7 separate regions of the Homo sapiens genome follow, and regions 1, 2, 3, 4, 6 and 7 are each linked to region 5. The links are chromatin contacts, found by Hi-C or POLR2A ChIA-PET in ENCODE. All regions are on one chromosome and are shown on one strand. The core of a region is the stretch at or near the end of the contact, and the rest is flanking DNA. Distances in the headings are between cores, read along the strand shown.

The links. A loop is a pair of places that touch in the nucleus more often than their neighbours do. ChIA-PET counts read pairs that join two places held with the same protein, here RNA polymerase II (POLR2A). Pooled maps may share reads with other maps.
Region 1: a loop to region 5 is called in a map of CD8-positive, alpha-beta T cell, with 5 times the contacts of the local background. The contact joins the promoter of HCG15 here to the enhancer-like site in region 5. A Hi-C loop is called at or near these places in 4 of 168 maps with a recorded cell type or tissue (B cell, CD8-positive, alpha-beta T cell, ascending aorta and 1 more) and 18 of 50 pooled maps. POLR2A ChIA-PET finds 5 or more read pairs at or near these places in 1 of 52 experiments (A673).
Region 2: a loop to region 5 is called in a map of CD4-positive, alpha-beta memory T cell, with 3 times the contacts of the local background. The contact joins the promoter of LINC01623 here to the enhancer-like site in region 5. A Hi-C loop is called at or near these places in 2 of 168 maps with a recorded cell type or tissue (CD4-positive, alpha-beta memory T cell and naive thymus-derived CD4-positive, alpha-beta T cell) and 13 of 50 pooled maps.
Region 3: a map of CD14-positive monocyte shows a loop between it and region 5 (3-fold over the local background). The contact joins two enhancer-like sites. A Hi-C loop is called at or near these places in 1 of 168 maps with a recorded cell type or tissue (CD14-positive monocyte), 3 of 37 single-sample maps with no recorded cell type and 13 of 50 pooled maps. POLR2A ChIA-PET finds 5 or more read pairs at or near these places in 1 of 52 experiments (naive thymus-derived CD4-positive, alpha-beta T cell).
Region 4: a loop to region 5 is called in a map of CD8-positive, alpha-beta T cell, with 5 times the contacts of the local background. The contact joins the promoter of LINC01556 here to the enhancer-like site in region 5. A Hi-C loop is called at or near these places in 2 of 168 maps with a recorded cell type or tissue (CD8-positive, alpha-beta T cell and naive thymus-derived CD4-positive, alpha-beta T cell), 2 of 37 single-sample maps with no recorded cell type and 16 of 50 pooled maps.
Region 6: a pooled map shows a loop between it and region 5 (6-fold over the local background). The contact joins the promoter of H2AC6 here to the enhancer-like site in region 5. A Hi-C loop is called at or near these places in 12 of 50 pooled maps. POLR2A ChIA-PET finds 5 or more read pairs at or near these places in 2 of 52 experiments (CD4-positive, alpha-beta T cell and naive thymus-derived CD4-positive, alpha-beta T cell).
Region 7: a pooled map shows a loop between it and region 5 (3-fold over the local background). The contact joins the promoter of HCG14 here to the enhancer-like site in region 5. A Hi-C loop is called at or near these places in 1 of 168 maps with a recorded cell type or tissue (naive thymus-derived CD4-positive, alpha-beta T cell), 2 of 37 single-sample maps with no recorded cell type and 13 of 50 pooled maps. POLR2A ChIA-PET finds 5 or more read pairs at or near these places in 2 of 52 experiments (CD4-positive, alpha-beta T cell and naive thymus-derived CD8-positive, alpha-beta T cell).

Annotation. Positions count from the first base shown.
Region 1 is chr6:28,983,395-28,986,269 of GRCh38, reverse strand. It overlaps HCG15 (HLA complex group 15), which reads right to left and starts at 1,521. Exons shown (of 3, transcript NR_135289.2): 1 at 1,286-1,521.
Region 2 is chr6:28,862,391-28,865,090 of GRCh38, reverse strand. LINC01623 (long intergenic non-protein coding RNA 1623) reads left to right here and starts at 1,414. Exons shown (of 2, transcript NR_033379.1): 1 at 1,414-1,807. TRA-AGC2-2 (tRNA-Ala (anticodon AGC) 2-2) reads left to right here and starts at 1,335; the gene lies at 1,335-1,406.
Region 3 is chr6:26,549,225-26,551,924 of GRCh38, reverse strand. No RefSeq gene overlaps it. Among named protein-coding and RNA genes, the nearest start is that of TRA-CGC1-1, 2.9 kb to the left of the region's middle. RefSeq lists enhancers at 1,007-1,056, 1,041-1,575, 1,835-2,700. Within about 2 kb of position 1,309, at least 11 of the 41 ENCODE cell types and tissues checked have a DNase peak (open chromatin) inside an H3K27ac peak, as active enhancers do.
Region 4 is chr6:28,942,352-28,945,116 of GRCh38, reverse strand. It overlaps LINC01556 (long intergenic non-protein coding RNA 1556), which reads right to left and starts at 1,333. Exons shown (of 1, transcript NR_103538.1): 1 at 579-1,333. TRL-AAG2-2 (tRNA-Leu (anticodon AAG) 2-2) reads left to right here and starts at 1,414; the gene lies at 1,414-1,495. TRM-CAT3-1 (tRNA-Met (anticodon CAT) 3-1) reads right to left here and starts at 542; the gene lies at 470-542.
Region 5 is chr6:27,755,909-27,758,724 of GRCh38, reverse strand. No RefSeq gene overlaps it. Among named protein-coding and RNA genes, the nearest start is that of TRV-AAC1-5, 3.8 kb to the right of the region's middle. Within about 2 kb of position 1,349, at least 5 of the 41 ENCODE cell types and tissues checked have a DNase peak (open chromatin) inside an H3K27ac peak, as active enhancers do; they include CD8-positive, alpha-beta T cell, where a contact is called at or near this core.
Region 6 is chr6:26,122,739-26,125,438 of GRCh38, reverse strand. It overlaps H2AC6 (H2A clustered histone 6), which reads right to left and starts at 1,267. Exons shown (of 1, transcript NM_003512.4): 1 at 749-1,267. The coding sequence starts at 1,206. The coding sequence ends at 814. H2BC4 (H2B clustered histone 4) reads left to right here and starts at 1,513. Exons shown (of 1, transcript NM_003526.3): 1 at 1,513-1,972. The coding sequence starts at 1,535. The coding sequence ends at 1,915. RefSeq lists enhancers at 61-150, 891-1,100, 1,191-1,330, 665-1,350, 158-1,357 and 3 more and a silencer at 1,364-1,729.
Region 7 is chr6:28,895,103-28,897,848 of GRCh38, reverse strand. It overlaps HCG14 (HLA complex group 14), which reads right to left and starts at 1,319. Exons shown (of 2, transcript NR_104117.1): 1 at 1,119-1,319; 2 at 529-738. TRL-CAA1-1 (tRNA-Leu (anticodon CAA) 1-1) reads left to right here and starts at 1,521; the gene lies at 1,521-1,626. RefSeq lists enhancers at 1,007-1,642, 2,278-2,746 and a silencer at 2,053-2,216.

The DNA.
Region 1 (2,875 bases), core at 272-2,771, 1.2 Mb before region 5:
AAGCCCCACAACCCTTCTCTCTCCGTAGAATCCCTACCTCCCGGAGGGAAGACTGAGAATCCTGAAGGGGTCAGGAATGAGAAGGACAAAGGAGAAAGAAAAGAGTAGGACGGCTTCTCCCACGGATCAATCGCGTAGGTGGTGGTGGTCCCTGACAGCTGCAGCTGCCTGATCACTGCTGGATCTGTGATTCTAAAATTCTGAGCAGTAACGAGCCCAAGCGTGCACCTGAGGAAAGAGTAAGGGCACACAAAGTCAGAACAAAGTATGTATGTATTTGAGCCAGGGCCTCGCTCTGCCACGATCAGAGCTCATTGCGGCCTCGAACTTCTGGGCTCAAGAGATCCTCCCGCCTCAACCTCCGAGCAGCTGGAACTACACGTACACGTGACCGCGCCTAGTTTTTCTTTCTTTTCTTTCTCTTTCTTTTCCTTTCTCTCTCTCTCTCTCTTCCCCCCGCCCACCCCCCCCCCTTTTTGGTAGAAACGGGGGTCTCGCTTTTTTGTCCTGGCTGATCTCGAAATCCGAGGCTTCAAGCGACCCTCCCGCCTCCGCCAGAGGAAGAATGTAAACGGGACAGGAATGTGTCTCTGCTCCCCCGCCCTGGCGAGGGACTTGCTAGTATCCTCTATCCAACTGCTGGCTGAATGTGTTCTCTCTAGGAATCGAGGAGGACTGCCTTTCTCGCTGGTTCTATTTCAGTCCCGATCCCACAGCTTCAGTCCAACCGGTTTGCTTTGTTTGATAGGCTGGGCATGAGAGTGAGATTTGGAGCTATCCTCACAGATTCCTGGAAGTTGAACAGATCTCTGATGAGTCCTCTCTTTAGAACTAAACTGATTCCCCCAGGACCTACCAACTTGAGGAATTTTCTGGGAAGCACTTAGGTACCTGTACGGACTTGTCAACAACTGCCATACGTAAGAGACTCTAATTCCAGCTTTACTGTGCATGACCAGAAAGCTTGAAATTGAAATCTTGATGCCATCCCATAGTTAACCGAGATTTTCCAGGTTTATATATAGTTCAGAATTCAAAGTTCTGAAAATCTAAGAGCTTTCACAACTCTGCGCTTTTGCTTCTCCTGAGACGCTTGTCCTGGAATGCTGGTTTCCATTTTGTTCCCTAATAAAAATCTTGTTCATTCTTCAAAGCCCACTTCAAATAGGGTCTTCCCCACCCCACCTCCAAATCTCCCTCTCTCTCTCACATACACACACCCCATTGTATTTTTCCACACTTCATTTTAGCAGGTAACTCTGTGCCCAATAGAAAATTTACTCACTTGGCGGGGCGCGGTAGCTCACGCCTGTAATCTCAGCACTTTGGGAGGCCGAGGCGGGCGGATCACCAGGTCAGGAGATCGAGACCATCCTGGCTAACACGGTGAAACCCCGTCTCTACTAAAAATACAAAAAATTAGCCGGGCGTGGTGGCGGGCGCCGGTAGGCCCAGCTACCTGGAGGCTGAAACAGGAGAATGGCGTGAACCCAGGATGCAGAGCTTGCAGTGAGCCGAGATGGCGCCACTCCACTCCAGCCTGGGCGACAGAGCGAGACTCTGTCTAAAAAAAAAAAAAAAAAAAAAAAAAAGGAAAACTTACTCACAGTATCTGTCTCCTTCATTCCCCAAGTACGGTGAGAAGAATGATGATGATGATAATATTAATAACACGGATTTGGATAATTGGCTGACTGCTTTTGTGTATTATGTTATTGACTCATCGCAACTTTATATAGTAAATACTGTAATACTTTTATTCCCATTTTACAGTTGAGAAAATTGGGATTTGGGGGGTGTTAAGAGGTGAGATTTCTGTCTTGGTCATTTTTCATTTTCCATAGTGACTAGTGTAGTACAAGCCTACTGGCTCTGAATATTTGCAGATTGATTCCTTGACCCTAGCTGTTGACTTTTTTTTTTTTTTTTTTTTTTTTTAGTAGTCTTTCACATTCTCTTTCCTCCTCTTGTCTTGATGCATATTTTGGTTTTGTTATATTTTTTCGACGTTCTCTCTGAGCTGACGAGTAAACGGTAGCAAGTCTGGTGAATAAACAGAACCTACCGTGCCAAAATTAGGGAATTTTTTTTCCTATGGACAATGAATAATAGCTCAGATGAGAAGGAAAGAAACTGGTAGCATTCGAAGAAGAGTTCTTTTTCTCTAATCCAATTAGCTTTATGTGGAAAATGAAAGAAAAGAAAAGAAAAGAAAAAAAGAGGCATTAATCAAGATAAGTTAAGCCAGACAGTTCCTTTCACAGGGGTCCCAACCAGACTGTTTTCTGAAAGCAGAGGCATAAAAACTAATGAAGCAAGAGATTCTTGCTGCACATAGAGGAGACAACGTGTGATATCACGAAAAGAGGGTGCTTTTCAAGAACTGATCACCAGCAGGCCTAGAGGGTTGAATTCCTATGAAACATTAGATTAAAAGGCTTCCGTATATACAGGAATTTTACAAACCATATTACTTTTATGTCTATGTCAAAATAAGATTTCTTAGTCAAATTGATCTTATGTATGTGTCAAAGTTTATTAATTCAAGGACAGAACTGACAAGATGACAAAAGAGTGTCCCATCTCAAGGAAGTTTTGGAAACTGTGAATATATGGAGCCAGGGAAGAGAAGAGAAAGTGCAATTAATTAGAAAAAGTCCTGCTTCATTTAACTGGATCATAACAACATCACATCCTGGCTGGAAGCGGTGGCTCACGCCTGTAATCCCAGCACTTCGGGAGGCTGAGGCGGGTGGGTCTCTTGAGATCAGGAGTTCGAGACCAGCCTGGCCAACATGGTGAAACCGCGTCTCTACTAAAAATACAAAAATTAACCTGGAGTGGTGGCACGTGCCTTTAATCCCAGCTACTCGGG
Region 2 (2,700 bases), core at 165-2,664, 1.1 Mb before region 5:
TATAATTGGATAAAAGGGGGTATGATCTAATGGTTATAAACTGGGGTGAACTTAGCAAAGCCTGTTTATTCAGGTTCTCTTTGGCATCTCTGTGTCTTCGTTTATTTCCTCCAAGTACATTTTCTCCCCTCTGAATTGACGGTCTTATCACCTACTTTAATTGGAAGATCAGGTAGCTTTCATGGCCCGCTTCACGGAACAAGGGCCCAGAGAAAAACGTTTCTGCTTCTGCTGTTTTCTCAAATGCCGAGGTGTCGTATTTTGGGAGTAGTGTGACCTGAACCCAGTCAAAAGACGTCCGAGTCTTTCTAATCTCTGGGTCATAGGGTCGCCTTTGGCCTATGCATTGTACGTATACAGTATGGCATTTCGCATGTCTGTCCACTTCTAGGCGCACAGTCCAACTGGCTTTGACTGGTCAGGAAGGCCAGGCCTGGATCTGGGGTTGGTACTATAGGTTAGATGTTTTCAGGTTTTGAAGGAGAAACAGGTCCCTTAAGGATGAGAGCGAATCAGAAGAAGACAGACAAAAAAGGATTTAGGATTTGTTCCAGAAGCTCATTTCTGGATTGACTGTCGTACCAAGGTTTGGCGAACGGCGGCAAGCGCTTGCCAGTTTGTCGAAGAGTGGAGAGGTCAGTTGTGCCAAGGAGTGGAGAGGTCTAAGAACTCTCCAGGAGCACGGAGGGTTTATGCAGTCATAAATCGCCTTGCTTCTGCATACTTTTTATTCCGTGGAGGATTCCGCCCGGGCGATGGCGCCATAAATGCAGGTGCGTCCTGGCTCTTTTCTCTTCCCAGTGCGCATCTCGGCGACTCTCACCACCCGAGTCTCAGAGCCCGCGAAACGTAGCGTGCCAGGTTCTCCATCCCGAGGCTGGGCGCGGGAACCTGCAGGGGCAGTAACTACGACCGGGACAAGCCGATCTGCAATTCCCCTCCTGTTTTCTCTGCCCCTTGGACTTAAATTCCCACGGCGGCGTTTAGGGCTTTCGTTTTATCTTTCTGCGTTATGCTCGCGGTTTCCTGGCAACCTTTCCAAGCAGAATCACCCCATCACAGACCTTTCTCTGGGGGGCGGCCAGGCAGGACGGCTCCCTTATAAACCCCGATAGGTGGTTGTCGAGCGGCCGTCCGAGAGGGTGACCTGCAGCGGGAGATCCCAGGCCCAGCACGGGACTTTCGATATAACATTCAGTTTTCCTTCTCTCAGCGCAGTCAGGAAACAATATCCAGTATAGCGAATTCAAAATTAAGTTCGACAAAATATGCTTCTTGGCACGACCGATAATAGTAACAGGTCATAGAAATATTTTGGCCCACGTTGAGCGTTGGGGGGTGTAGCTCAGTGGTAGAGCGCGTGCTTAGCATGCACGAGGCCCCGGGTTCAATCCCCGGCACCTCCAGCTTCATTTTTCTCCCGCCTTTTCTCCTAGATGTGCCTTGTTTGCAAAATCATGTCTATCATGTCCACGACTCGCCTCAATTTTTTTTCTTTTGTTTTTGTGGCACTTTCATTCTCTCTCAATTCTTCAAATTCACATGGAAACCAAGGAAAACAAGCTCCGTTTTGCTTTCAATATTGATGCATTTCTGCTCTAAGGCTTTGACACCACCCTGGGTGGCTGTGTCAAGAGATGAAAGACAAAATGAAAGAGGCCGCGGAAGCACAGACTGGCAGAATTCCAAAACCCGAAAAACAAGCAAGGCACCAAATTAACAAGCCCAATCACATTGGTTACATTTCCCAGTATTATCGAAGATCAAGCAAGAAAGAAAAAGACAGAAAACAAATGCGAAACCACAGGTAATTTTTTACAATTTATTTTAGATCCTTTCTTTTTTGAGCTGTTCCTTGGTCAAGGGACAGACCCAGAAAATAGGAAAACTGTCCCACGGATTTCCCCACCACTCTCTTCCCATCGCAATCTCTTTTCTTTTCCCCCATCAGGTGTCCTCTTGTTCGTCCGATTTTAGACTTTGTAAGCTTTTTGTAGGCTTTTTTTTTTTTTTTTTTTGGAGACAAGAGTCTCACTCTGTCTCCCAGGCTGGAGTGCAGAGTGCAATGGCACCATCTCGGTTCACGTGCAAGCTGTGCCTCCCAGATGCAAGTGATTCTCCTGCCTTAGCCTCCCGAGTAGCTGGAATTACAGGCATGATGCACCACCATGCCCGGCTAATTTTTTTTTTTTTAGTGGAAACGGGGGTTTCACCATGTTGGCCAGGCTGGTCTCGAACTCCTGAACTCAAGTGATCCACGATCCACCCGCCTCTGCCTCCTAAAGTGCCGGGATTCCAGGCGTGAGCCACCACGCCTGGCCTACTTTGTATGCATTTCTTTGACTCATTGTTATTGTTTCTGACTTTATTAGGGTAACTTTTATTAAAGCATAATGTAAGCTTTGGATCCAAATAGAAGTTCTTTATTGTGTTAAATAAATTGAAGCCTTCGTATCTGGCTGACTTGAAGCAGCACTTAGCTAGTTTTAAAAGATATGGAAGGCAATCAGAAAACAAAGATACATATCCCCACTCCCTTCTCTTCCCAATTCTAACCGCAGCTCACATTTTGAAGGGCCTCACACATGCATGTGTGAACATCTCAACATATTAGCGGTGGCAGTTATCTGTAAGGAGTCTGCAGCAACATTAATTCTTGCCTCCTCAGGAGAAGGAAAGAATTCGATTGAGGAGCATAAT
Region 3 (2,700 bases), core at 60-2,559, 1.2 Mb after region 5:
AATAGGAGTAAAAGTTGCAATAACAATGGCTACAAGTTGTTAAAGGTTAAACTCTTTCTTGAAAAGCAACAAAAATGCACAGGCTCCCTCTTTTCTCTATTAGCGTGCTCCTTTCTGATCCCCTGCTTTCCTGATCCATGGGGTTGCCCAGGTAAACAGACGTGGTTCTTCACCCAGAACTTGGGCCTAGTGGCAGTAGCTTTCATTTTTTTGGTGGTGACCTACAATTTAGTTTAGTTTACATCGTAATTCAGTCATACATATGTAACAGAAACAAAAGTTGCATGAACTATTCCTTACTCTTAACACACACACTGCATTCTGATTATTTCTGATTCTAGTCTATTCTAACTGAAATTTAACATATCTTTCACTTACTAATACAGGTAACAAACCACAATTGAAAGAGAAGTAACTACGACTCTGTCATCAAGAAAAATCACATATTTTTGGCCGGGGGTGGTGGCTCATGCCTGTAATTCCAGCACTTTGGGAGGCCGAGGCGGGCGGATCACCAGGTCAGGAGATCAAGACCATCCTGGCTAATACGGTGAAACCCCGTCTCTACTAAAAATACAAAAACAAAATTGGTGGCGGGCACCTGTAGTCCCAGCTACTCGGGAGGCTGAGGCAGGAGAATGGCGTGAACCCGGGAGGCGGAGCTTGCAGTGAGCAGAGACCACGCCACTGCACTCCAGCCTAGGCGACAGAGGGAGACTCTGTCTAAAAAAAAAGAAAAGAAAAATCACATATTTTTGTATCACAATACAGTTGTTACAAATACCCAAGACAACTGTTTGAAAATTACAGCAGTCATAAGACGGGTCTTGATGTTTAATATTTAATGCATTAATGAGAAGCACACATTACTCTATGAAATTATTTTAATCGTTTGAAAACTGTTTTGTAGTACAATTGGCTTTCTTTAAAATCCTGTGTATTTTTTAAAAGCTTTTAAAAATACAATTTTGAAAAGGGCTCCATGGGCTTCATGCTGGGGCCAGAGGGCTCCCTGGGAGCTAAAAGATGAAGAAGCCGCGGAAATTCGCCATCTGGGAGGAGACCACCGTCGGGTGCCCGCCATCCCCTTCCGCCGGAACTCCACTAAAGAGGACTAGGTGTTAGCGCTGGCGCGGGAGGCCGGAGCAAGGTCTTTAAAGGTCTAAGGTGAAATTCCGGGTGGGAGCTCAGTCAAGCCTCCCCTACCCAACTGGGAATCAGTGCGCCAACCGGAGCACGCCCCCCAGGCGACACCGAGAGGCGCGGAACTCCCAAGCCTAGAGGGCGTCGGAAGTGCATCCCAGAGCGGAGCAGCCAGAGGGGCGGGGCGTCGCGGCGCTGGGGCCGCGCCCTCGGGTATCCAGAGTACGGCTCTTCCAGGCCATGTTGATGACCCAGGGTGGAAGCCATTGGAGAGTTTTGAGAGAAGAAGGAGGTATTTTTTTTTTTTTTTTTTGAGACGGAGTTCTCACTCTATCTCCCAGGCTGGAGTGCAGTGGCACGATCACGGCTCACCGCAACCGAGGGAGGTACATTTTAGCGGGATTTCTGTGAGAGGCATTCGAACCAGAGCGACTCCATTTTGAGTGAGGGCTAGGAAAACGAGGCCGGGACTTTTGCTGGGCTGCATTCCCAGAAAGTCAGGCATTCCTAGCCTCTAGATGTTTATGGTTAAGGGAACAAATTAATAATGTTTACTAAACAGACCCAGACTTGGGAGTGTCTAGATGTCCCCATATCTGGAGAACAAAGGCATTCCAAATTTTGCTTTAAAGATAATAATATCGATTCTTACAAAATATAATAAGAAAATTAATCCTTTATCACAGACCCTTGTAGCAGAGCACATCTCCCCATACTTACAGGTATGTATCTAGGGTGGACACTTTCCTCCGCGTTTCAGGAACACCCTACTCTGTCTATGGAGTAGCTGTACTTTCACTACTTAACTTTCTTAATAAACCTGCTTTTACTTTGCACTGCGGACTCGCCCTGAATTCTTTCTTGCGGGAGAGCCAAGAACCCTCCCTTGGGGTCTGGATCGGGACCCTTTTTCTGTAACACAACAACTATTGAGAAAAGAAGGTAGTGGTGCAAGAACAGATACAGAAAAATAAGTTTCCCTCCCTCTTCTTTCCAACTCTTCCATGCTCAGTGCCTCAGATGTGAGGGTCAGAAATTTGGTTATTAAAAACTCTAGGCCGGGCGTGGTGGCTCACGCCTGTAATCCCAGCACTTTGGGAGGCCGAGGCGGGTGGATCACGAGGTCAGGAGTTCGAGACCAGCCTGGCAAAAATGGTGAAACCCTGTCTCGACTAAAACAAATACAAAAGATTAGCCAGACATGGTGGCAGGCGCCTGTAATTCCAGCCACTCGGCAGGGTGAGACAAGAGAATCACTTGAACCCGGGAGGCGGAGGTTGCAGTGAGCTGAGATCGCGCTAATGCACTCCAGCCTGGGCGACAAGAGTGAAACTCCGTCTCAAAAAAACAAACAAGCAAACAAAAAAACCTCTAGATCACCCAGGCTGATATATGTCTAAATTTATGTTTGTCTAAATGTAAAGTTAAATGAGAACAATACTACTCAGCTCATAGGGTTTTCGAAATAAAATTTTTCATGTAAATCACTGGGCACACAGTTTGGCAACAACACTTAATAATTCTCTTTTATTATAGTCAGAAACCTGATATAATTTG
Region 4 (2,765 bases), core at 84-2,583, 1.2 Mb before region 5:
AGAATGGTAAAAGATAACCAAGTCAGTAATTGATAATTAGATTCTATACCTTCCACACCCCTAGTACAACCCTCCACCCACTTTTTCTTATCTCAGCACTCTAAAACTGGCAAGTTTCTTGACTCTGGTGTTGTTAAAACAAAGACAATTGCCAAGCATATCTGAAAAACATTTGAAAATGCTACCAGCTCTATCTCCAATTGGTATGCAGGGCGGGAGGGGAGATGAGAATTTTGGAGAATTTAATTCTTAGTGAAAATCACTGTTTTGTAACTGAACATGGTTCTATTAAACAGCAATTACCCGTTCTGTTCCATCAAAGCAATGTCCTTAGATTTTTTTTTCCCTTACCAGACATATTGTACACTTTTCTATAGAGAAAGCAGAGAAAGAACAACGTTTTGTCAACTTCCTTTGTTGTCTTACTCATTTTGGATCAAGAAGAAGTAAAATGGCAAAACAGACGCCTTGCCCCCTCTGAGGTTCGAACTCAGGACCTTCAGATTATGAGACTGACGCGCTGCCTACTGCGCTAAGGAGGCAACTGTCTCTCCCGCTTAACCAACGGCTCTACCAAGATGATTATGAGGCATTTTAATAAGGTTTTACGTTCTCTGAATTACAGTGTTTCAAAATAAGGCGTAACTATGATTCAATTCACTTCTAAAACACTTTGGATGACAAAACTACGTAGTACAAGGCAGGGGCCAATTCCTAAACCAACCTCGTTCTCCCACAGACCTTCCTAAGGAAACTTTAAGGGCTGCGAAGGCAATTGAGTCTGGACTTTGCGAAAGGCCTTCCTGTACGGGGCCCTGGATTTCTCATCTCATTTCTGGGCCAGGAACGAGGAGTCTTTCCCTCTATGATTAGGGCTTTCGTAGATGTACCGCCTCTGAAACGAAGACAAGACAAATAATAATGAGTTCACTCTTTTCCTCCCTTGTGAAGTTCCGTGGAGACACTCGGTCCCCTGAAGTGGATGAAGGGCGAGGGGAGGAGGTCTCAGGATTTTTCCTCGCTTTTCTTAGAAGCAACAGGCTCAAACCAAACGGTTGGCCTTGCTTACTCCTGAAGTCGAGAGGCTTACTCCCTGGAATCCAAGTGGATGTGGAGCCCATGGCGTCCTCTGGCGCTCTCGGTCTCTTCGACCCCTTTTTACTGTGTTGATGATAAATGGGGCAGGATTCCCCTCCTGCACCACCTGCAGCATCCTGTCCAGGATCCATCTGGGAGCTGAGAAGAAGCAAAGTGTCAGGGATCGGGGGTTCTCGGGCTATGCTGAGAAGCAAGGAATGCTGAAGAAGGGGCCTGAGGGAAGGGCTTATGGTGATGTGGGAATGGGAATGAAAGGACTGGAAAGGGGCGACAGTCACTTGGGTGAAACTGAAAGCGGCGACGCACCCTGTGGGTGGTAGCGTGGCCGAGCGGTCTAAGGCGCTGGATTAAGGCTCCAGTCTCTTCGGGGGCGTGGGTTCGAATCCCACCGCTGCCAGTGTGAGGTATTTTTTTTTTCCCCCTCGTCATTCTGACCCAGTAAAGTTCCATTTTCAAGCCTTGTGTGGGCAGTTCTCACAGCTTCCTAAGTGAGACAGGTTCCTCTTCTGTTTTCCTAGGGGCCACAGATAACACCCATATGTACAGTCCCACAAACGGTGCCCAAATGTTTCTCGATTTAGGGGCTCAGACATCTCGTCCCCTAGTTATTCCCTTCAGTGGCCTTCATGTGTTTTCATTCACTTTGCGAAATTTGTGAACCAACCAAGGGCAATCCTAAGGAAAAAGTACAACCTTCTTAACTCCAGACTCAAGAATAAATAAGCCACGCACGCTCATCTGCCCTATTTTCCATTGTCTTCTCCAAGGGATAAATGTGCTAAGGCTGAAAAAACAAACGAACCAACAAAAGAAACAGTCACCAGACACCTAGAGCCTTTCCCGCTTCACCTATCCTCAGAGAGCAGTTTAAGGTCCTTAGTTGAACACAGTTGAAGAGTTAGCTTTTGAGATTCTGTTATCTTCTTAAACAGTAAACATTTTTTTCTTTTTTTTTTTTAAGAAATAAGGTGGAGGCTCATAGAATAGAAAGAATAACACCTGTTTTAGGGAAGAAGGACTTGATCCGTTATTTACCTGGATCTGGGGTAGTTTAGACCATCTTTTAAGGCTAGGAGACTCGAGGAGATAGAATGGAGAGTTTTTGTGTGCAGGGAGGTGGGTAGATGCTTAGGAGCACTTTACAGTCGCCTAGGCAGAAGTCTTCTAATTTCACTGCTTCCTTCCTCACCTTCCAAAAGATGTATCCAATACATACTAATTGAGCAGATATTTTGTAACAGGCACCTTGCTTGAAAGGATGAATGCCAGCAAATGATTCCAGGGTTCCTTAGCAATTTAGTCTTGAGAGACTAGAGAGGCACATTAAGCATAGTTGACAAATAATTAATATTAAGATTGACTAAAGTAGTAATTTATATCTGAGTATTTCTTCCAGACACGCTACGTATATATGTGGTCTATTTGTTATATGTTGTTCTCACAATTACTAGATAAATAACCATGTTATCTTAATAAAGTTAAGATTTGAAAAAATGAATTACTACATCCAGCACTATAACATCCTAGTTTGGTCATCCATACTAAAGGACACCTATATGTTGGGTCATCTGGACGCTAAGATGTCCACCTGGGAGCTGGGACCTGGAAAGGCAAAAGAAGATAGGAGGAGGAGGAGAAATAATTATTCCCTTTTGAACTTGTAAAAT
Region 5 (2,816 bases), core at 100-2,599:
TCAGGAGTTCGGAGGGGGAAAAAAACCAAGCCTGCGCGCTCTGAGCCCCACCCCCCATTCCCCATGGTGTCTGAGTAGGCTCCCAGGGCGAGCAGGATCCCTCCTCACAGGCGAGACTGGCTTCCTTGGAAAACCAATAGTCGGACTTGCGAGTTTTCCTCCAAGATAATTTTCTCAGGGACTTCTAAATGTGGTGCTGTACGCCTATGGTCCTAGCTACTTGGCAGGCTGAAGTCGAAGGATTGCTTGAGCCCTGGAGGTCTAAGCTGTAGTGAGCCGAGATCGCGGCCACTGCACTCCAGCTTGGGTGACAGAGCAAGACTCTGTCAAAACAAACAAACAAAACACACACACACACACAATGTAAACCAGGAATAGAAGGAAACTTCCTCAACTTGATAATGCCCAATTATGAAAAACATACAACTAATATCATTCTCAACAGCGAAAGACTGAAAATTTTTCTCCTACAATCAGGAATAATGGGTGCCCACTTTCACCATGTTATTCAGCACAGTATTGGCAAGGAAAAAGTAAAATTATCTATGTTCACAGATAACATGACTTTTTTTTGAGAGAGAGATGGGATCTCTCTTTGTCACCCAGGCTGGGATGCAGCAGAGCAATTATGCCTCACTGAAGCCTCGACTTCCCTGGTTCAAGCGATTACCCTGCCTCATCCTCCGGAGTAACTGGGACCACAGGCGCCTGCCACCATGCCCGGCTAATAAAAAAAATTTTAGAGACTAGGGTCTCGCTATGTTGCCCGTGTTGCCCAGGCTGGTCTCGAACTCCTGGGCTCAGGCGATCCTCCTACCTTGGCCTCCCAAAGTGCTGGGATTACAGGTGTGAGCCACCAAGCCTGGCCGTGACATGATTTTTATATATAGAAAACCCTGAAAATTACACACACACACTCAAACACACACACACACAAACTGTTACAGCAAATAAAGAAATTTAGCAAAATAAGGATAAACAACCACATGAGTTCCAGCAGAGAGCGCGGTGGGAAGCGGAGCGCGGCCAGCTGCTCTGGGGCCCTGCAGACCCTCTGGTCTTGGACCTGAGGAGGAGACGGGGGCCCGGCCCCGCGGCGGCCTCTGCTCTGCAGGCTCCCAGAGTCCTTGCTGTGTCTCCCACCGGCCAGGCCCAGGCCTGAGGCAGCGTCGAACCTCTCTTCACTTCCCACCTCGGTGACCTGGTGGCCCTCTGGTCTTCCAGAAAACCCTGCCGGGCCTAGACTAAGCCCCCGCTGGCCGCCAGGACGCAGCGCCTTTGTGTGGCGGCGGGTGTCGGGGGCGGGAAGAATCGCGCGGAAGCTGCCGGGGTGTGCAGGGACCGGGAAGGCGGAGCTAGGGATGCAGGTTCGGTCGCCTCTTTAGGCCACTGCGCCACGCAGATTGGGTCCAGAAGGTGCCGTTAAGTTTCTTCCCAGAAACTGTCAAGGTGCTGGTATGTTTCTTGCCCTTGCACTTTTAGTGTACTAAAATCAACGGCCAAACTCTACTCTTTATAGCAATCAAAGTATTCACCCATGCGCCCAATTTCTTTGCAAATGCCAAGCAAGAAAACCTCAGGTAGATGGAGGGAGCAGATAATTTGACTTTTTTTTTCTTTAATTTCACTATAGTGTCCTCCTCCACACATACAAGGATGAAGTTTTGTTTTTTAAGATGAAACAAATTTGTCATTAATGAAAGGATTGTCAAAATCTTCCCAAAGGTCCTCAGCTTCTGAATCACCTGGAAGCTTCTAAAAATTAAGACTTGTGGGCCATACCAGAGACCCTCTGCACTAGAAGGGGGTATGGCAAGGAATCTTAGGAATAGTCCACCTGGAGAATCACTAGCGTAAGTTCTGGGCCTCACATTCCCTCAGAAGAGTCCCATGAACCTGTGGTCAGCAGCTTAGGGCTGGTCTTCTTTACTGATCTGAGGGACAATGGGAAGCTTAGGACTCCCTGCATGGCATCTCTCCCGCCCAGGGGAGAACAGCTCAACAAATTTCCTCATTAACTACAAAGTTAAATGGAAGCATATGCTATGAAAATGCCACAAAAAGCTGTTGCTAGATGAAAATGTCTAAATTTGCTTTAAATTATCATGGGGGCTTGGCAGAGGGAGGAGAGACTAATTGTTGAAGTAGGATCATGGAAATAAGGAGGTCCATAATATTCTCTATAATCTTTTTTTGTCATAAACAGGGGTTTATAAAACTACCTAGTATAGCATGGTGGTCAAGAACACCAGTTCTGGAGACAAACACACCTGGTGGTGTCCTTTCCTAGCTAGCATAACCTCAGCACATTGTTCAAGCCTTAACTTGCTCAAATGTAAACCCGAAATGACAGGGATAGATCTTGACTCAGGAGGCTTGACAAGGCTAAAAGTAATACTAAAAATAAAAGCAGTAACTACTTCTGTAAGTTGAGCACTGTCTGAAACACTTCAGGGAGTTTTTCTTAATTGAGTTTATGATAATTCTATGAGGTACACACTGTATCCATATCCATTTTACCAGCACAGACAGAGTCATGAAGAAGCCAAATAGCTTGCCTGAAACCCTACATATGATGAGAAAGTGGCAGAGGAAGGAATTGTACTCAGATATTTTGGCTCCAAAGATCCCTGCCAGATCTGCCCTGCCAGTTCATAAGGACTAAGAAGATGCCTCCTCTCTATACTACCATCCAAATGCTTCGCAATCTGTACGTCTGTTGCTCCACTTTTTGCTTATGGCATATTGGCTGCTCATGTTCCTCTTTCTTCTCCTTGAGAGTTAGGATTGTGTAATCTTGTCCTGCATGCCTCTGG
Region 6 (2,700 bases), core at 18-2,517, 1.6 Mb after region 5:
ATTTTTATTTAGTAGAGAGGTGTTTCACCATGTTGGCCAGGTTAGTGTCGAAGTCGTGACCTCAGGTGATCAGCCCCCTCGGCCTCCCAAAGTGGTAGGATTAGAGGGGTGAGCAGAAAGCAAAGGTTTTTGAGTGGCCACAGGCCCCACTCTATTTCCTTTTCTGCCTGTAATGGCAACCTAGACGCTTGAGCTTCTTAAAATACAAGAGTAAGTTGCATGTCAGGCACCGTTCTACATTAGGGACATTAGTCTGTTTTACAGACACCTTTCAACTCCCTGGTTAACTTTTAGGTAATATACTCTGCACTTTAGCAGGAATGGGACCTATAACTCTCACAGAATTAGGAAAGTGAGGCTGCCTACAGCCTAAATTGAGAAAAAAATAGACGGGGGACTAGTCGGAGGACCAAACAAGGTTACCAACACGTTAGAGTTTTGCCTTCAATTTACATTTTTAAAGTAATCACAACGAAGTGTTTAGATCACGAGGCATCCCTGCATGTAAACTGTTAGGCACTAACTATGGTCGATCTTACAAAGCATTAACTAGAATATTTCTTTAGAGTATGATAGTACGTAACTGACCTACTATTACATACAAACAGACCAACCTTTAGTAACAGCGCTCCCCAAAAACCGAAAAGCAGTAATACGCTTTGCTCAAGGTTGGCATAAAATTAACTTACCTTAGTGCCTTTTTTCCTTCTACCTACAAGCAGTGAGGTTAGCTCTTCCTTTGAAACGGTAGGGGGGCTCTGAAAAGAGCCTTTGGGTTTGATAGCGTTTCCGGGAGCTCAGATACCTGTCAAATCACTTGCCCTTGGCCTTGTGGTGACTCTCGGTCTTCTTAGGCAGAAGCACGGCCTGGATGTTAGGAAGGACGCCGCCCTGAGCAATGGTCACCCGGCCTAGCAGTTTGTTGAGCTCCTCGTCGTTGCGGATGGCCAGCTGCAAGTGGCGCGGGATGATGCGAGTCTTCTTGTTGTCGCGAGCCGCGTTGCCGGCCAGCTCCAGGATCTCGGCGGTCAGGTACTCTAACACCGCCGCCAGGTACACCGGCGCGCCTGCCCCAACCCGCTCTGCGTAGTTGCCTTTACGGAGCAGGCGGTGCACTCGGCCCACCGGGAACTGGAGACCAGCGCGAGAAGAGCGGGATTTCGCTTTGGCGCGAGCTTTGCCTCCTTGCTTACCACGTCCAGACATTGCAATCAGACAAAAATCACCAAAACCAGCGGCCTAAGCTCACGAGAAAACAAACAAAATCAAGAAATATGTAAAACATGGCCGCTTTTATAGGTAGTTCCTGGGGAGTAAATCCGACTTTTTGATTGGTCGGTAGCAAATGCTAGTCAGATAGCCAATAGAAAAGCTGTACTTTCATACCTCATTTGCATAGCTCTGCCCACGGATGACAACTGTGCAGTTTGTCTTCCAATTAACTAAGAGGTACTCTCCATCCCTCATTAGCATAAAAGCCCTATAAGTAGCAGAAATCCGCTCTTTACTTTCGACACATTTCTGGTGTTTTAAGATGCCTGAGCCAGCCAAGTCTGCTCCCGCCCCGAAGAAGGGCTCCAAGAAGGCAGTGACCAAAGCGCAGAAGAAAGATGGCAAGAAGCGCAAGCGCAGCCGCAAGGAGAGTTACTCTGTGTACGTGTACAAGGTGCTGAAACAGGTCCATCCCGACACTGGCATCTCTTCCAAGGCCATGGGCATCATGAATTCTTTCGTTAACGACATATTTGAGCGCATCGCGGGCGAGGCTTCCCGCCTGGCGCATTACAACAAGCGCTCGACCATCACCTCCAGGGAGATCCAGACGGCCGTGCGCCTGCTGCTTCCCGGAGAGCTGGCCAAGCACGCCGTGTCGGAGGGCACCAAGGCCGTCACCAAGTACACCAGCTCCAAGTAAACATTCCAAGTAAGCGTCTTAACACCTAACCCCAAAGGCTCTTTTAAGAGCCACCCAGATACCCACTAAAAGAGCTGTGGCCAGACGCCAAATTTTATTTGGCGGCGGAGGGGTATTAGAATATAGGAACTGGAGAGGGGTGGGGACAAGTGTTGCAGCTTAGAGAGGGACAAAGGGTCCTGAACCCGAAAGAAGCCAGCCATTAAAAATGGCTTTGGGGTCAATTCGTTGTGCTTAAATTTAAAATGGAGACAAGCGGCCATTTTGCTAACTCGGCGTTCCCGGAAGAAACCGCAGGCTCGCTTAGGTTTCAGACCCAGCTGTCTGTCCCTGTCTACGTCGCCAGGATCAACGGTTGCCGTAATGTCATAATTTCGCCACCAGCTTCTAGCCAATAGGCTGTCCTGTCATTTTAAATATTAACCAATCGAGGGAAAGCTGTTTTGAGACTCTGATTTACATAGCGGACCGGAGTGGGAACCTGGGCAGTAACTGCCTAAGGAAGGACTCCCCCTCTGTTTTCGTGGCGCACACCTTCGTAGTATACTGAAGGGTGTGTCTCCTGGGTTTCCAACTGCCCCGGTAATAGTCTTTTAACCTAATATGCGTCAGTTTTGATAACAACACTAAGGCAGTACAGAACTAAAGATGTAAGCACTGCGCCAGATGTTGCTTCATACATCTTATTCTATTCAACTGGTTTATTCAAGATTCAAATCAAATCAAATTTTGCTTGAATCCCAGTGCTCAGTCAGCCATAAATGGTGTGTTGCCTGATTGAAACT
Region 7 (2,746 bases), core at 70-2,569, 1.1 Mb before region 5:
TGGAAAATGTATACCATATGAAAGACTAAATATATAAAAATGTTAATAGTTACCTCTGACTAGTGAGATTATGGATGATTTTAATTTTTGACATGTTTGTATGTTCTACAATTTGTGTGTACTTTGCAATTAGAAAAAAATAATTATAGTTAGGGTAAGATTACAGTTGCCATGTTGGGAATCACTTCCTGGACAATTTCCTTCCAATCGAAAGAAAATATACAAATCTCATGTATTGGAGGGAGACTGGGGAACCAGTGTTCACTGTACTTCTCACTACTAATTTTCTCTCTATCAAAAATAGGATATGAAACCAAGGAAGTCTGTGGAAATTAAGATAGAGCCTACTGAAACTCAGTTATTTCTCCATGCAGAAAAGAGACCTAACTTTGCCTTACAAAAAGGAAATTTTTTTTATATTAACAAATACAAAAAGTAAGCTATTAGGACAAAATCTAATTAAAATATCCAACTTTATATTTCCTCTATCTGAACCTCACAGCCCCAAATACAAGAGTTAAGACGGTTGAGTTAAAATGTATTTATTGAACCTCTACCGTGTTTGCCAGGCACTGTTACCTGGACGGCATTGGTCTACACATGTTATTTTAGCGGTGTCGCTGGCCTCTAGGGGCTCTTGTTCTAGTGGGAGGGATGATTTCTGTTTAGTTTCAGGGCTCCATTAAAATTTGTGACCTTGGGGCTTCCCGGCCTGGAGCTCAGATTGCTTGGCGAAGGCTGAGAAACAGAAAAGTGGATCAGGCGATGTGGTGCACTCCCCTTAAAAACTACCGCTGTGTTCCCCGACCTGGCAGTGGTCACTTGGAGCCCATTAATCGGGAACATCCGAGAGCGACAAGGAAGGCCGCGGGCGAGCGCGTCGCTCGCGGAGTTTCCCCGGACCTGGGATCGCCGATCCCTCGGCGCGGACACCAGCCTTGCCCATGTGGTGGTCCCTGTGGAGACCTTCCCAGCCGTTCCCGGCTACCACTTTTAGAGCCCAAGACAAACTTCGACGAGTGGCAAGGCAGTGACAAATGGAACCAAAATAGAGGGGCTAAAAGGGGACCTTCCTATAGAACCGGGGTCTTTTGTTAGGGTTTTGTTTTGTTCCTCACCATCTTCCAAACAATGAAGTCCTGGGGGAGGCTAACCACGATCAAGATTTCAGTAAACATCAGACACTGGAGAGCCGACCCAGCGACCGAAGAAGCAAAAGATCTTCTTTCCTTCCTGAAATCTGGGCAGGCTGGGAGCAAAAAAAAAAAAAAAAAAAACCCGCACACGTTTTTCGAGATGGCGATAACAGTTATAAGGCCCGTAAGAGACTTGATCCAGTTTTATGCAGAAACATTTTCTAGTCCTGCGAACCCTTTTGCTTTTTCAATCCACAAGTGGCTTTCTGCCCTTCTGTTACCAAGCAACCCTGACGTCATCGCGTTTCTGCGTGCGTGCACGACACAGAATCATTGCTTGTTGATCTCTATTTTAGTGCAAAAATCAGGGCTGTTATGCAGTGTGTCAGGATGGCCGAGTGGTCTAAGGCGCCAGACTCAAGCTAAGCTTCCTCCGCGGTGGGGATTCTGGTCTCCAATGGAGGCGTGGGTTCGAATCCCACTTCTGACACATACTTTTCTTTTTCCTCTCCTTACTTTAGAGATATCCTGATCTCAGCAGTAGGCATAAACAATTACCAACGTATATTTTTAAGAATCGGCTTTTAGGTACCGGGCGCGGTGGCTCACGCCTGTAATCCTAGCACTTTGGGAGGCCGAGACGGGTGGATCACGAGGTCAGGAGATCGAGACCATTCTGGCTAACACGGTGAAACCTCGTCTCTACTAAAAATACAAAAAAAATAGCTGGGCGTGGTGGCGGGCGCCTGTAGTCCCAGCTACTCGGGAATGAGGCAGGAGAATGGCGTGAACCCGGGAGGCGGAGCGTGCAGTGAGCCAAGATCGCGCCACTGCACTCCAGCCTGGGGACAGAGCGACACTCCGTCTCAAAAAAAAAAAAAAAAAAAAAGAATTGGCTTTTAAATTTATCTCAAAGGGCTTGTCCAAACTAAAAACATTAAAAGCGGAAGCATCGCGATATTTTTACGAAGCCGCGAGATTTGGGCCAAAAAACGCCTAATTAAAGGCAGAGGTTACTAGCGATTGGTCTCTGTGCTGCAGTGCGAGATAATCCTGATGTCGCGGGATTCGGAACGCAGATAGCTTCCTGCCTCGCCGAGGGAATGGAGAGAAGGGGCTCTGGGCGGGTTCTTTTCCCGCTTCTCGACCAGGCTCACACTCTGTGTCTCAGATCCAAGCCCTCCCCTAGATATTTCCTGGAGCACTTTCCTACCAATCTCACAACGCTGTGGCTCGTGACAGTGCAGTCTCTTTAAAAATCTTACACAGGTCCTCTGCTCTCCTATTTTCAAAACTCATGTAACCAGTTCTCAAAAATGTCTTTCGTAAATTATGCACATTCACACTCGTTTTGGCATCTGATCATTACCGTTTTGTCAGTCAAAATTGAGTACCATTTTAACCATTGAATGAAATATGAAAGCTGTACGTTCCTCTCGCAAATGTAATCACCGTGAAAAATTTATTGTATTTTTTACATTTCTTTTTTCTCTGCATTCGCATATATATATAACATTTTGTTTTTTTTTTTTAACAGAAATGTAGTCATGCTATGACATTTTTCACTTAATATATCTTGGGTTCTTTCCATGTGGAACACTTATTCTTTT